Linked DNA regions of Homo sapiens: region 1 is linked to region 2. Evidence: read pairs that join two places in POLR2A ChIA-PET (ENCODE). Cell type or tissue: OCI-LY7. All regions are shown on one strand. Each heading gives the region's core, and the rest is flanking DNA. Links, peaks and the distances in the headings are about the cores only.

Evidence for each region. Peaks named below come from ENCODE experiments on the same cell type or tissue, not always from the same donor. Only the 100,000 strongest peaks of a DNase experiment are listed, where the experiment ranks them.
Region 1: POLR2A ChIA-PET joins it to region 2 with 10 read pairs; 3 of 35 experiments call an interaction of 5 or more read pairs at or near these places.

Annotation. Positions count from the first base shown.
Region 1 is chr4:26,733,740-26,742,086 of GRCh38, reverse strand. It overlaps TBC1D19 (TBC1 domain family member 19), which reads right to left. Exons shown (of 21, transcript NM_018317.4): 16 at 6,600-6,632; 17 at 2,114-2,223. Among named protein-coding and RNA genes, the nearest start is that of STIM2-AS1, 120 kb to the left of the region's middle. In OCI-LY7, for the core only: no CTCF peak of the experiment used is centred there; no DNase peak of the experiment used is centred there.
Region 2 is chr4:26,823,302-26,831,648 of GRCh38, reverse strand. It overlaps a transcript of TBC1D19 not described here. Among named protein-coding and RNA genes, the nearest start is that of STIM2-AS1, 33 kb to the left of the region's middle. In OCI-LY7, for the core only: no CTCF peak of the experiment used is centred there; DNase peaks (open chromatin) are centred at 748, 1,428, 3,338, 4,748 and 5 weaker places; H3K4me3 peaks cover 5,717 bases; H3K27ac peaks cover 6,043 bases.

The sequences.
Region 1 (8,347 bases), core at 290-8,289, 90 kb after region 2:
CCTCCATATGTCCCTTCCCCTCCAGCCTCACTCACTAGGGAAAATACTGCCTGCTTTTCTCACTCTTTCTTTGAAATCTACCCCCAGGAAAAGACTAGCAGCTAGCTGCTTTAAATTTGCTTCAGAAGTTATTGAACAAGAATGTTTGATTACTTAGTATACACATATTTTTTAAAACTAAAATCTACTGTTTTTAAAAGGGCATTATTTGTAAAGTACAAAACCAATTTAAGCAGATAGTTTTTCAAGTACATTTATTATTTGACAACTCTGAATAAAGTCTTTCCTGCAGCTTAGCATTCCTCAGAGTTTATCTTTGTAAGGAAGTTTTAATCCTCTTTTTGTGTTTCTAAAGAAAAAAAGACTGTCATGGTTCCAAATAGTTCAGTCTAGCTGCAAGCCAAAAAAGGTGGTGACTGCCCGTAAGTTTTTACTCCTCTGAATAAAAAAAAAAAAAAGGACAGAGGCAGGCCTGGCTCAATCAATTCGCTGAAAAAGAATACCCAGGGCCACCAGCATAGAGATAGACAAGAAATACCCAGAGTTGCCCAGTGCCAGGCTTCAGTGCTCTGCACAGGGAGAACACCATGGGTGTGTGCTATGCAGCCAGTTTTTTTAAACTCTGAAGCATAAAATGGCATAGAATATGAGCATAGAAATATGATACTTAGAACTGAATATCAGAAAAGAATTATTAATCTTTTTTTTTTTTTTTTTTTTTTTTGAGACAGAGTCTCGCTCTGTCGCCCAGGCCGGACTGCGGACTGTAGTGGCGCAATCTCGGCTCACTGCAAGCTCCGCTTCCCGGGTTCACGCCATTCTCCTGCCTCAGCCTCCCGAGTAGCTGGGACTACAGGCGCCCGCCACCGCGCCAGGCTAATTTTTTGTATTTTTAGTAGAGACGGGGTTTCACCTTGTTAGCCAGGATGGTCTCGATCTCCTGACCTCATGATCCACCCGCCTCGGCCTCCCAAAGTGCTGGGATTACAGGCGTGAGCCACCACGCCCGGCCAGAAAAGAATTATTAATCTTAATTATTGGTCATATTTCTGATTATTCCAGATTAAATATTAAAGTAAGATAAGAACAAAATCAAGTTCTCTTAGAGATAAGAAACCCAGGATAACTGGTGTTGCTTCATTTGTTTATCTGTAACATCCTGGAATTCTGTGATTTGCCAACTTTCACTAGCGATGTATGAAAGCAAAACTGGAGATGGAGGAAGGTGAAATAGGAATATATAGGCTTAGAATGGGGGGATAAAGAACAGCTATTTAATTTCATAGCAATAATACAGTTGCCTCTTTGGGGAAATTTAGTAGCCCTGACATATATTCCAATTGAATGTTTCACCTGGAGTAGCAGTCATGTTACCCACAGCAGGTCCAAAGGGGGAAAAAAAGCATAACTGAAATAAAATAAATACTGCTCTTAGTCAGGTTTATGGGAAGGGAAAAAAAAGATATGATAAAGGAACAGCCAAAAGAGAACAGATTAAAATGTTCAACTCCTAAATATATGCTTTTCCTTGATTCTTATATTGTAGGCCAAAGGATCATTTTATTGAATACAAAGAAAATATGTACTATTATAACTGATAATTAGCCAAATATGAAATTGGCAAACAAGTGACAAATCAATACTTGATTTTCACTAACAAAGAAGAATGATGATTATAATTATAACAACAACGGCCATTTATTTACTGAACACCTGCGAGGAGCCAAGCACTAACTACACTGAGTGCTTTGTAGACTTTTCTACAGCACTAGAGATAATATATTATTTACTTCATTTCATAGATAAGAAATGAGAAAAGAAGGTAGGCATCTTTGCTAAGAATAATAATACAGACATTCTAATTTTTTTAATATGTAAAAGAAAAAAATCATTTAAATGTAGTTGACAAGAGACTTTTTCTGTTTAAATTATTACCAAAATATTTAAATATCAATTTCATCTTCTCTGTCATTTTTGCAATAAAAACACATTGCTTGACATCACAAATTAAAATTTGTTGCGTTAGAATTTGAGTAGAAGACTTTTTCTTAACAGAAAGAAAGAATAGATTACAATCCAACCTAATTTGATCAAGTTTTTCTTATGAACTTACAGAAGGATGAGAAGAGATGGAATGGAGTCTGAAGAAAAAACGCACATACATCTCACGGAATATCTGATACAATTTGGAAGGTTCATGGTATAGAAAACAAAGTGGTGCAACTGAAAGAAAAAAATTAATTTATAATACTGCAGAACTACTGAAATGTTAAGATAAATTTATAAAATATGTCATAATAAATCACTATTTTATAGTAATCATATACACCACCAGACAAGTTTAAAATCATACTACTTTTTTTCATTTTGAGAGGGGAATATATGCATATGTAAAGTTCAAACAGCCATTAAATATTATACAGAAAGGAATATATTACAAACTATTATAATCCCAATTTAACAGATGCCTAAGAATGATATTATGGAATTATACAGAAATATGAAAAGTTCCAAGTAACTTATAAAAACTACATAAGTCAAATCTCTCCTTTTTTTAATTGAAGTAATAAGAAAATAACAACCAGGCAGCTTATTTTTACTTTCTCTCACAAAAGATTCAGGCCACATTTCAAAATTTTTAATTTTGGAAGTCAGGTAAGTAAAACAGATGATTTATGACTTTTAGAATCATGGTCTTCAATTAATTCAATTTGAAAATAAAGATTTTGAGTAATAGCTGTATACTACTGGTCTTTATCGCTATATCCCCATATATATTCATCAACTGAAAACAATCCTTAGGCAGAAAGGATTTATTTCTCTAATGAATGTAGAATTGACTGCCCCCAGTTTGTAGCAATTAAGCACAGCTGGGTCAACTCAACCAGACATTCCACAGTTGAATGTCAGAAAGTCCTAATCTTGGATTGGCGACCTACCTGAGCATGTGATTATTCTACACTGACAAAGGTGGTCATGCTTTCCATCTTTTCAAGCCTTAAGTATTTTAGGCAGCATAGAGACAAATTTATAATGCAGATAGATACAACTGCATTACCTAAATATTAATTTTAATAAAAAATGCCTTACAGGGTAATTTCAAACAATATGTATTGGACAAGTAAGAATTTCTGGGGCTCTATAATCTGTTGGTAATGCTCTGAGGGCAATAAGCACTAAGTAAGCAAGGAAGTCAGTGGGCCAGTTGTGCTCTCTTCTTTTTGACAAAGTAAAAGGAAAAATAGTAAAATATTTTAAATTCTTTCAAACACAAAAGTTCAATTTTCTGGGATAAACAGCAATGCACAGTATTACTGATAAATAAGTCATTAAAAATTAGCATTGCAAGTGAGAATTTTTATTTTTTCTGAAGGGCAAAAGAGAAATCACTTTTGGGGGTAAATATCTAAATTCATATAAAAATACATACTTGTATATATATAGAAAAATGTATTACAATATGTATTATAAATAAAATTTAAAAAAGACAGGTATGTCTATTTCAAGACTAATTTTTAAAACTTATTTTACTATTAAATAAATTGCTACTTATAAAAACAGCCCAAATTAGGATATTTCATATATTTACAAATAGTAACTCATGCTCTAATTACAATAACAACCTAAGAAACAACAGTGTGGTACAAATATATGGTATTATTATAAATCTAAGACTAAGGTTTGGAACTTCTTTATTTTTAAAAAATGATGCATATTTTTTCCTCCAATTCTTAGATATTGATATGTGAAAACTTATAACCTGAATCTGAAGATGGTATGGATTCAGTAATTATTAATGAAAATTTCCAGTGAAGAAATGAAAAGAGAATTTTAAAATAAGCATGTTTCTACGAATACATAAAATATAAAAGAAATTTACAATTAGTTTTTATTCAAGATACCACAGTTGTTTATGTTGAATTCCTTTATATAGCTATGAAATGGAAAAGCTTTAGTCCATTATAGATTATATGTAAAAAAGATTCTACATGACTTAATTTTTAATTTTAAGCATCCTTTCCTATTTGGTTCTTCCATAAAAATAAATTTAGCTAATTATCTTTTAAACCAATGAAAGACTATACTGTAGGAATTTATGACACCATAATATACTATACACCTACAATAAAACTTCATTAATCTGCATAAATAGAAGAGCAGAAGGTATTTTAAATTAGAGAAGAGTTCTGAGTAAATTTTAAAATAAATTACTATCTTTTGGTTTCCTTTTTAATGACAGCCTATCATTAAAGATCTGTATCAATGTTTAAAAGAGATAAGTATTATAATTTTAAAGAAATATAGTAACTAAAACTGAAATGGCAAAGTACTAACTAGAGTTCCTTAGGGATGATTTGTGATTATTTTTGTACACTGGTTCTAAATAAGTGGTTGCTGGTAAAGTTTTTGTGGATGTTTAAAATAGTTTTCTAAAATAGTATAAATAAATTCCATATCAAACATTTTGCATCATTGTTAGCAAATGCTTTCCCCTTGGGTGTATAAACTGTAGCCTATTTAAATGACCATAAATGTGAATAGGCAGAGGCTGAGTCAATGATATATTTTAAACACCAGAAGATCTTGCTAGAAGATTTAAACTTTGATGACATCAAGTATCCTCCAAATCATTCAAGTACAACTTCCAAAAACGATTTACTTGAAAAATTTTTGCAGTTGGAACTATTAAAGTAGAAAGATAAAAAGTGAACATTTTTATTATTAGATGTAAAAATTTATATTATTAATCTTTTTTGGTTTTCTATTTTAAATTCTTCACATATATAAGATAAATACGCTGTAAGGTCTCTATAACATTATGTATTATGTTATGAAATTTTGGTTGCCCAAGAGAATAAAGCTGAGTACCCTATAATTCAAGCCTGTGACTAACACCAAGTATAGCATAAAGTCCCTAGGTACTTTGACTCGTTTTCATTGAACGATAGTTTTATATTATGTCATTCACCACGACCATCTGATGTTGAACACTGATGTTTACAAAGAAAAGTGTTTATTGCAGATTCTTGGTACAAAGGCAAAACATTAATGTATTTCTGTTCATTCTAAAGGTAGGGGATAGAAATAAAGGGGACAACAATCTTTAATAAGTTTATATGTAACACTTGAAAACTTAAAAATTAAGTGGCATTAAAGTGTAGAGAGTTCTTCCTTTTGCTAATCTTCATAAGCTTCTTGCATTCCTCATTTAATGACACATGAGGCCTCAGAGACACTCAGAGCTCTCAAGCCTGCATATGCATCACCCACGTGTATCTCAGGTGACTGAATGCTCTGATGTAATTGTGGCTGTGCATATAAGTAGCCTGGAGAAATCATGAGCTCAAACTCAGTACTGTTCCTTCCTTAGCATTCTTTCTGACCTATTATTTTCAAAAAACTCTTAAGAGAATTACCTTAGGAATTTAAGCCATCTGATTTTACACCTATTAGAGCTAAATATTAATATGTATCTCTAGTTTCCATTGGACTAAAAAATGGTAAACCACAGGACCATTTTCACAGTATGTTCTATTTTTTTATTATACTTTAAGTTTTAGGGTACATGTGCACATTGTGCAGGTTAGTTACATACGTATACATGTGCCATGCTGGTGCGCTGCACCCACTAACTTGTCATCTAGCATTAGGTATATCTCCCAATGCTATCCCTCCCCCCTCCCCCAACCCCACAACAGTCCCCAGAGTGTGATGTTCCCCTTCCTGTGTCCATGTGATCTCATTGTTCAATTCCCACCTATGAATGAGAATATGCGGTGTTTGGTTTTTTGTTCTTGCGATAGTTTACTGAGAATGATGATTTCCAATTTCATCCATGTCCCTACAAAGGACATGAACTCATCATTTTTTATGGCTGCATAGTATTCCATGGTGTATATGTGCCACATTTTCTTAATCCAGTCTATCATTGTTAGACATGGGTTGGTTCCAAGTCTTTGCTATTGTGAATAATGCCACAATAAACATACATGTGCATGTGTCTTTATAGCAGCATGATTTATAGTCCTTTGGGTATATACCCAGTAATGGGATGGCTGGGTCAAATGGTATTTCTAGTTCTAGATCCCTGAGGAATCGCCACACTGACTTCCACAATGGTTGAACTAGTTTACAGTCCCACCAACAGTGTAAAAGTGTTCCTATTTCTCCACATCCTCTCCAGCACCTATTGTTTCCTGACTTTTTAATGATTGCCATTCTAACTGGTGTGAGATGGTATCTCATTGTGGTTTTGATTTGCATTTCTCTGATGGCCAGCAGCCTCCCAAAATGCTGAGATTACAAGCGTGAGCCACCACGCCTGGACTATTAAACTCAACATTTTAAAACGTTCATAATAACTTGTGGGTGATTAGAAATAAAGTGGTGTTCTTTTTGTTCAATTTTCTAATGTGTAATAAAAATAATAATTAAAAAAAATGAAGCCCCTATGGGGAACTAGCATGCATTTCACTTTATTTTTTCCTTTATTGTTTTACTATAGTAAAACAATTATATCTGTCAGTCATTATTTTTTAAATTGACAGATAACATTGTATGTTTTGTGTACATTATGATGTTTTTAAAGCCCAACTTACCATACATTGAAAATCCATGAAAAGGGATAACACCTAAAAAAAAAAAGGTATTTCTTTTCAATAAGTAGTAGGCCTACTGATTATTAGGTAAGCTTTAAAAGATTAAAACTGACAATAAAAAGGTTTTCTATTTTTGCTTCAACTCTGTTCATAAATGTCAGAAAGACTTAGTGATAGTAAACAATAAAGAGATATTTTTAATACCTTCAGAAAAGTAAACTAGAGGCTTTAAAACATATATCCAGTTAACATTCTATTAATATTGAGAAATCAAAGCTTTGAATATATATATGTGTATATATACGTGTATATATGTGTACATACATATACACATACACACATATGTGTATACAAATATACACACACATGTGTATACATATATACATATATACATGTGTATACATATATACATGTGTATACATATATACATATATACATGTGTGTACACATATACATATATACATGTGTATACACATATACATATGTGTATACATATATACATATACATATGTGTATACATATATACATATACATATGTGTATACATATATACACACATATATGTGTATGTACACATGTGTGTATATATACACACACATACGTATACATATACACACACAAAACAACAGGACAAAAACATAACGAGACAGATCACAGAATTAAGTTTAAGAACTAATTATAATGGTCTCAGAAAGTCAATAGATTATGTCCCTCCTGAAACAACTTCACTGTGTATATTAGAATCGAATATGCTAAAAGATAAGTGAGCTTTTCAAGGCACTTCTTGAAAACATTTGCTTTACAGAAAACACTATGGGTGTTAAGTAAACTAACTGAAAATTAATCATGGGATATGGCTTTAGAAGAAATATTGGCAGAAATACGATACAAATTCAGTATAATCTTTGGCAATAATTACACACAAGTAAAGTACACATCCTTTTCAAATAAATACTCAAAGCCTAACTTGGTGTGCTAAACATCGTCTCACATTCCAAGTAAAAAATTTGAATTTGTACAGTTTAGTTCAAAACAGAAGTTTTGTAATATATACCACCATATAGCTAACACTACTAAATCAGGTTGCAAACACAGCACAGAAGAAAGCTGCTAAGTTACATTTTTGAAAAATAATATAGAAATGCTTTATTCAGACATGTTCACAGGCAAAAATTTTGTGCTTGTGGTCATATAGAGTGAGTTCTAATAAATGATAGTTCAGCCTCAGTTTAAAACATGTCCAGCGATAGCAGAAGCATTAATTCCCAATGCAACTCATTACAATTTTGAATGGGTTTAATTTGGAAGGAGCTATTTTCTCATAGTGAGCCAAACTCTGGCTCCCTGAAATTTCTACTTAGTATTCTTAGTTCTGACTACAAAGGTCACACAGAACAAATCTAATTTATCTTCTATGTGAAAATGTTCAGAAATATTTGAAGACACTGCTCTCTCTCCTGCTCTATCACCATCAGGATTTCTTGCTCCAAGACTTCATGAATTTCTTCAAATTTTCCTGAGATGAGGTGGTCTTGAAAAGCTTCCATATTTTATTTTATTCTAACCAGTTACAGTTCACTGCAGTCCTTAAAGTGAGCTGACTAAAATCTCTAATCATTTTCCCTCCCTACACACCCAACAGCTAAGACAGTGTTCTTGGACAGTTGTTCCCGGACTTCACGAAAGGGTTATATTTTTATCCCTATTACATTTCTTCTTTGGTGAACCACTCCAGTTAGAGATAATAAT
Region 2 (8,347 bases), core at 317-8,316:
ATCACGCTATGGCACTCCAGCCTGGGCAACAGAGACTCCGTCTCAAAAAAAAAAAAAGAAAAAAAAAAAAGAAGAAAAAGAAAGAAAGAAAAAGGAAAATAAAGGGATTAGCAAACTGCTGCCATGGGTCACATCTGGCCTTCCACCTGGTTTTGCAAATGAGGTTTTATTGAAAGCCCATCACACTCATCTGTTTACATATTGTCTACAGCTGCCTTTTTTGTTTCTTTTTACTGTAACAGCAGAGTTGTGTAGTTGCCGCAGAGATCACCTGTCCTGCAAAGCTTAAAATATTTACTATCTAACTCTTCTGAGAAAAGTTTGATGACCGCTGCTTTAAGAGATTGCATTTCTCAGAGTCAGTTTCAGAATTCCCATCAGTCCTGCACCAGGCCTCCTTATTTTTGAAGATGAAAATGGAGACATAGCATCTGCAGTGTGATCATCTCCCTCATAAGTATACAGATTTTATTTTCAATTAAAATAGGAAAAAAATAAGATTATAGAGGTTTTTTCCCTAGAGAAAACCTTAGGCAAAGTTTCCAGTTGGCCCTCTTTGTGATATATGAAATTTGTGTCTGCGTGTATGTCCACATGCAACCTAAATAATAAATCACTTAAAACAATTTATTGGAAAAAGCAATCACTCTTAAGCTTTTGGTGAGTTATAGACCCTTTTGGGTATCTGCAAAGATCTAAATATCCTCTCCTCAGGGCTAAAAATGGGCATATACACTTCACTCAAACTGTGTGTATAGTTTCAAGAGCTCGCAGAGGTCTGAGGCTAGCGTGTTCAGTCCAGGCAAATTACTCCTTTACTGAAGGATGAGTCTCTATAGGCAGAACTCCAGGCATTAACCAGTTTGAGGACAGGAACACAGGAGGTGTTAGGACAGTTCCAGCATTCATACAATCACATCTCAATCACTTTATTTTATAAAACACGAAGCCTTAAAGAGTTTTCAGGTCAAAGATGCCAGTTTGGGCCCTGGTTCTTTGTAATCATAGGCAGAAACCAAAACTTTGAGAGCCTCTGAATTGTAGAAGCTTCAATCTGGTGGTTAGGAGATACCCAGTAACAGAAGATAACTGCAGAGGTCAGACGGGAAAAAAATCCCAGAAATATGCAAACACTGTGTAACTCTGAGAGTTCTGTTAGCACCCCAGCCCCGCCCCACTTCTAATTACAAGGTCTTGATCCCTTTCAGTTCCATCTCCCCACTAGTAGTGTGCAATGACACTGGTTTTGCAGGAACATCAAGTCTGCAGAGGTGGGATGTCACCTACACTTAAAGGAACTAAAGCAATATGAAGATAACCCAGCTAAGTTAAAGATGGGAGCTGGGAACCACCCAGTAGAGTCTCCCACAGTGCTCAAGAGTCCTGGTCATTCAAGGGTGTTTATTGTTTGCATATACGCATTACTTATTCAAAGGCAAAAAGGGGGGGTAATTTGCAAGTGCCAGTCAAGTTGAGTAAACAGTTATGTAATCTTCCTCCAAATTCAAATGTGAGGTTGAGTATGGCTCTGGTAGGCTCAACTTCTTACACTTTTATGGGCCATGGACACTGTGGGTCAGGAAACCATAACCCGATGGAATGGACAAATCACTAAGGCCCTAATCCCTCAAATCCAGCTCCTGATGGCTCCTGGACTCTTTTATAGGCATGGAAGGGGTGCAGAAGCCATTGCCATTCCCCGAAGGTAAGATGCCTCCCCACTGGAGAGCCCTGTCTTACCAGAGCACACTGGGCTGACACCTATATCAGTTTACGTTGCTTACTAAAGTCATTCCGGGAATGCAAAACCCCACTGCTAGATGGTCAGCCATGCTCTTTGTCCACATGTATCACAAAAAGCTGCCAGGACTCAACATAGCAACAGGTTTTAGTCCTGATGAGGTAAAAAACAAATGAACAAACCTTACCTGCCTCTAATAAACTTTTACTTTGAAGACTTGGTGATTCAGATTCATTGCTTAGCCTAGACACTTTCTCAGCTCAGTTATAATTGTTTCTGTAGGTATGTGATCAATTTATCCCTTTTTCTGTGTGAGAGAGGGGAAAAATGGGAAAATTCCACATCTTCATGCAGCAGCTTCCTTTCCTCCCTAACACCTACCCAAGACTGAAGATGAGTTAGAGGAAAAGGCCCTGAAATAGGAGTTAAAGAAGTGGGTGTTGATTTGAGCTTAGCCAGTTGCTAAGTGGCCTTGGGCAAATCATTCTAGCCCTTTGGGGATGTTTCTTCAGCTATAGAGGGCTTACGATGAGAGATTTCTAAATTCCCTTCTAAATCTGAAATGTGTTTTTGTGATTGCTTTGGAATACTTTGGGACATTCAAAGAAACTTTGACTCCCACAGCGAGAACAGAGACTCAGGAGGGACATGGTCTGTGTATTATTTAAACAACTGAACTGCGATAAGGTTTTTCCCATTAAGGCATTTGGTGCAGGCAACCGTTTTATAATAAACTTCCCATGAGCTCATTTAAAGCTCCATTTGAAAGCAAACATATTTTTCAAAGTGAGCTCCTTCTAATTACTTGTTATTTGAGCTTCATGTTTCCTTCCAATCTTGAGTTCTGGGCATCTGTGGATGCCCAAGCAAAGTCCATAGCTCTTAAGAAAGATAATTGGTTTGATAAAAGTTGTAAATACAGTGACTAAGGAATATAAACTAAATGGATTTGTCCTAATCTCCCTTCCTGAGTTCTTTCCATTCTCCTGCATCACAGCCTCCACCATCTAAAACAGTCCAGTAAAATCTAACATGTACTCAGTGCCTACCAATGACCAAGCCCTAGTGTAAGGGCTAACGTTAAACACAGCACTTACAACATCCAGGCACTGTGCTAAGTCCTTTGTATTTGTTAATTTATCAGGGTTTCCTTACAGTCTTAGAAGGTAGGTACTTTTATTATCCCTATTTACCAATGAAGAAACTGATGCACGGAGTGGTCAAGTAATTTGTTCAAGGTCACACAGCTAATAAGTGGCAAAAGCAGGATTTGAAGATGGGGGTGCTCCCGAGCCCACACTCTCAACCGCTTTACTTTACTGCACTATACTTGGACGTGCATAGATTTGGGGAGCAGTGTCTTAGAAGTTTTAAAAATGTCATTTCATCAAGTATTTTACCATTCAAGCACAGGCTAGTCCAAAGATGATTTGGAAATGACAAAATGGTCTCCTTTTGATAACCTTTCAACACAAAACTACCAGCTCCAACATTCTATGAAACAGCCAAAGTTGTCTCAGTACTTTCTTTTTGGCTCTGCTCCAGTAACGGAGTTCTAGCAAGGCTACCAGAAGAGCCTCCTTTAGGCCAAGCTAGAGTTCACAGGTCATGTTGCCTCCTTCTAAGGCAGTTGAAGCTGGAGCCTAAGAGGCTGAAATTCATGTTCTTCAATGACATACTTTAAGTCTACCTAAGGGTGGTGATCAGAATGGGCATCCCTTGTGTTCAAACTCACAGCCTGTTGGTCCTCTGACAAGCCCATTTAATAGAAGGGGAAATCAAGGCTCAGAGCACTTCATAAGCCTCCTGGGGACTACACGCCTAAGGAAAGCCAGAGTCAGGGCCAGAGCTGGGGAGTTCTGACTGGCGGTTCTGGACAGTTTCCATCTACCCTTTAACCCCATAGCTGTCAAAGCATCTGCCAAACGAGATCTTAGAGGAACCATTTCAAAGCTATTTTAAGTATTTTCAGATATGGATTTGTCAGGTGGCCTACGTTAATCTCAAAGCCTAATAAAATAGCTGGGCACAGCGGCACACATGCCTGTATTCACACCTACCCAGGAAGCTGAGGCAGAAGGATTGCTTGAGCCCAGGAGTTCGAGGCTGCAGTGTGCATTATTGCACCTGTAAATAGGCACTGCATTCTAGCCTGAGTGTCATCGCAAGACCCTATCAAAAAAAAAAAAACAAAACAAAAAACAAAAAAAGAAAGCTCTAATAAATTGGTTCCATCCTCAAAAACATTTGCTTGAAGTTAGGGCTGAGTAGGTGAGTGCCAGCCTGATTTTGTTTTGTTTTGTTTTGAGACAGTCTTGCTCTCTCGCCCAGGCTGGAGTGCAGTAGTGCAATCTTGGCTCACTGCAACCTCTGCCTCCGAGATTCAAGCAATTCTCATGCCTCAGCCTCCTGCGTAGTTGGAACTGCAGGCGTCTGCCACCATGCCTGACTAATTTTTGTATTTTAGTAGAGACGAGGTTTCTCCATGTTGGCCAGGCTGGTCTTGAACTCCTGGCCTCAAGTGATCTGCCTCCCTTGGCCTCCCAAAATGATTGGATTGCAGGCGTGAGTCACTGTGCCTGCCAATGCCTGATGATTTTGACCCAAAGGATAGATTTGGTGATGAAGAAGAGAGATTCCTGAAACAGTAATACCTTTAAAGTTGGCTGTTTTAATTAAGTGAAGATGAAAATAAAGTGTTTTCCATCTTTATAAGCATTTGCCACTTACTGTGATTGAATTTGTGTTAAGGAGCCAGGAAAGGCTATGGAAGAGCAGTCTCCATCAGTTCACCAGAAGTATCATGGCAAGGCCAAGCTATCATGGTTAAAAGTTAATCATTAGTTTCCTTTCTCCATGATACGATTCAATAAACACATTAACAGTTTATAAAAGAGGTAGTGAAACCTCCTGAGGAAAAAAATATTATGTAACCAGTTTAGGGGAGAGACTTGCCTCGCCTCATATCTCAGTAGGGGGTTGAACTGCACGGCTGGGAGGTTCTTTCCGGTTTCATAACAGTTATTATTTCTGGAAGGGTTTATCTTTTATTGCTAATAGCACTTCACTTTCCTCCATGCTCTGAATCTACGTCACCACCCACACCCGGAACCATTATAAACATCCACCCGCCACCGGGGCAGTAACCCTCATGAAGTTAAAACAGTAGTCTTTCCTGCTCGCCAACAGTTATAGACCTTGAAATGCCATTAGGCCAAACTTTACTGGACTCTATTCATTGTTAGGGTTGTGGAATATTGATCTAAACTCAATCTAACAAAATACACGCGGACATCATCTATAACAATGATTTTCAAAGAGAGAATTTTGAAAGGTATATTGGAGAGAGATGAGAAGCATTTTATGTTTGTAACAGCTCTAATATCTTAATAAGAATGATCTCTTTGTTTAGAATTTAAAACTTAGTAATAATGACACTTATTTTTCCCCCCTCTAAATAATGTTCACCTACTATGAGCAGACAGTAAGGGCACAAATATAAATCAACTTTAAACTGTTTGAAATATCCTTCTATTCATGATTATTGCTGTCACTGAATATGTATCCAGCAGCTGGGCAGGAATTCCCTGATACTAGAGTTAAACAATGGGCAGGCAGAATGCGAAGTCCTATGTGCAGTGGGAATTAAATTGTTCTTTTATTACAAAAATATGATCTTTGAATTTTTTTTTCACTTTTTATTTTTGAGACAAGGTCTCTTTCTGTCACCAAGGCTGGAGTGCAATGGCACGATCTCAGCTCACTGCAACTTCTGCCTCCTGGGTTCAAGCAATTCTCCTGTCTCAGCCTCCTGTGTAGCTGGGATTACAGGTGCATGCCACCAAGCCTGGCTAATTTTTGTATTTTTAGTAGAGATGGGGTTTCGCCATGTTGCCCAGGTTGGTCTTGAACTCCTGACCTCAAATGATTCGCCCGCCTAAGCCTCCCAAACTGCTGGGATTACAGGCGTGAGCCACCATGCCCGGCCAGCTTAGCTATTTTCATATGCCATTACTAATAGTTAATGTTTATTGCAGGCTTAACTTGGACCAGGCCCTGTTTCAATGGCCTTATTCATCCTACTGATATTATAACAATTCTATGAAGGAGATACTATTAACCCTGTTTTACAGTTGAGAAAAATGAGGCACAGAGATTTTTAAGTAATTTTTCTGATGTCACACAACTAAGTGGTAGGGCTGGGAGTTGCACCCAAAAGTCTGGCTCCAAACCCCTTTTACTTAACTAGTATAACCACACAATAGCACCTCTCAGATCATGCTACTTAACTAATTTGTGGCAGGTCACTGATAGAGAAAATTGGCAGCAAATCTTCAAAACAGTGAACAATGAGTGTTTCCAACCAAACTACATTCACTATGGCCTGGATTTTTTTCTTAATGTTGAAAAATTAAAGAAAATGTCATTGAAAAAATAAAAATTACTGACTAATGAGGCATGCCCTTATATACCTAGTTACTCCTGAAAGAAAAGTTTAAAAATCCTAAATCAGCCAGGCGTGGTGGCTCATGCCTGTAATCCCAGCACTTTGGGAGGCCAAGGCAGGCGGATCATGAGGTCAAGAGATTGAGACCATCCTGGCCAACTTGGTGAAACCCCATCTCTACTAAAGATACAAAAATTAGCTGGGCGTGGTGGTGTGCACCTGTAGTCCCAGCTACTCGGGAAACTGAGGCAGGAGAATCGCTTGAACCAGGGAGCTGGAGGTTGTAGTGAGCCAAGACTGTGCCACTGCAATCTAGCCTGATGACAGAGTGAGACTCTGTCTCAAAAAAAAAAAAAATCCTAAATTATTGCAAATGAAGAGGCAAATCAAGAAAATATCAATATAGATAGCCAACAAACATAAAAAGAAAACATTCGTCTAGTAATTGAGGTGACAGGAATATCCAGTGTGTGTGGAAGAGCTGCCTTGTTATAAATTTAAATAACCTTCTGCAGAGCAGTTTGGCAATGTATATCGTTAAACAGGCATGCTCTGTACCCAGCAATTGTACTTCTAGAAGTTTATTCTATACAAAGGAATGCATAAACATGTTTGCTTAAATGTTATGTGGAATACAAAATTGGAAAAAGTTTAATGAAGAACTTACTATGCATATGGCCATGTGAATTTATTCTAAGGAATGTCCAGAAATATGTGCAAAGATGTATCAACACAGATGTTCATAATACTAAGAAGTAAATGATAGCAAAAAAAAAAGAAAGAAAGAAAGAAAATGACCCCACTGTTAAAAAGAAGGAATTAACTAAATTGTAGTGCAGTAATATAATGTGGAAACTATGTTGTAGAAGTTCATAAATATGCATACGAAAAAGACCCAGAGGACATACACTCAGAAGCTGACGGTCATAATTTCAGAGTCATAGGACTACAAGTGAATTTTGCTTTATTTATTTTTGTTTGTTTGTTTTCTGGATTTTCTGCATTGAGCATTCATTAGTTTTATACTAGTAGAAAATAAGAATATTATGATAGAGAGAAATATATTACTGTGAAAAGATACTTCATATCTGTGTTAGTCAACATTTGAAACTGCAAATGACAGAAAATCCAGCTGCAGTTGTCTTAATAAGAACGAAGTTACTGCTTCACATGCTTCCGGCATGGCTGGATTCAGGCCTCACGCACTGTTGCTAGAACTTGGTCCTTCTCTTATCATCTCTTTATCTCTCGTCTTTGTTCTCTATTGCTGCATGTTCAGGAATGCTCTCCCCATGTGGTGGCAAACATGTCCACAAAGATGTTTAAATCTTCCCTCAGCAAATCCAGCCAATTGTCTTTTAAGTAAGAGTTAAAATAAATTCCTGGATCTTATTTATACTGGCCATCTTGGGATCATGCACCCATCCCTGATCCAATCAAATAGCCCTGTGAATGGAATGCCCTATTAGTTATGCCTGGGCCATGTGCCCATCACTGGAGCCAGCGGTCAGGCAGTCAGCCCGGGTGGCTCACTAAGAGTCAGTGGGGTTCTGTATAAAGAAGGAAGAGGGGAGGAATCCTGCAGAGGTAAAAACCATAACAAAGAAACAAAAATACACTGACGACAAGCTTTCAGTTTCTTTAGATGCTGCCTAAGGTCTGGCTAGAAAGAGTGTTAGCAACCTTAAATCACTTAGGACTCTTGTGGTTGCAAGTGACAGAAAACCTAGAACAAGCTTAAGCAGCAAAGATAATTTATTGGCTCACCTAGCTGAGAAGTCCAGAGGCAAGACTGGCTTCTAGTGGGTCAAAGCCACCCAGGATATGGCTCTTATCATCTCTCCACTGGTGACAGACCCATCTCCAGATTCCACACAAAGGCCCCCGCAACTCTGGGCTCTCTCCCCATGGTAGCAAATTGCTCTGGCAATTCCACACCCCACATCTTCACTTCACTCTAGGTGTGGTCTGGGAACAGAGAATCTCTTCTGTGTATCTTCCACAGAAACACTGTTATTGTCACCTCTCTCATTAACCCAAATTGTATCACAAACCCATCCCTGACCAATCAATGTGGCCTGAGGAATAGGTACATGGATGGGTTTGAGATATGTTTTGGCTGCATCCCCACCCAAATCTCAGCTTGAATGCCCACGTGT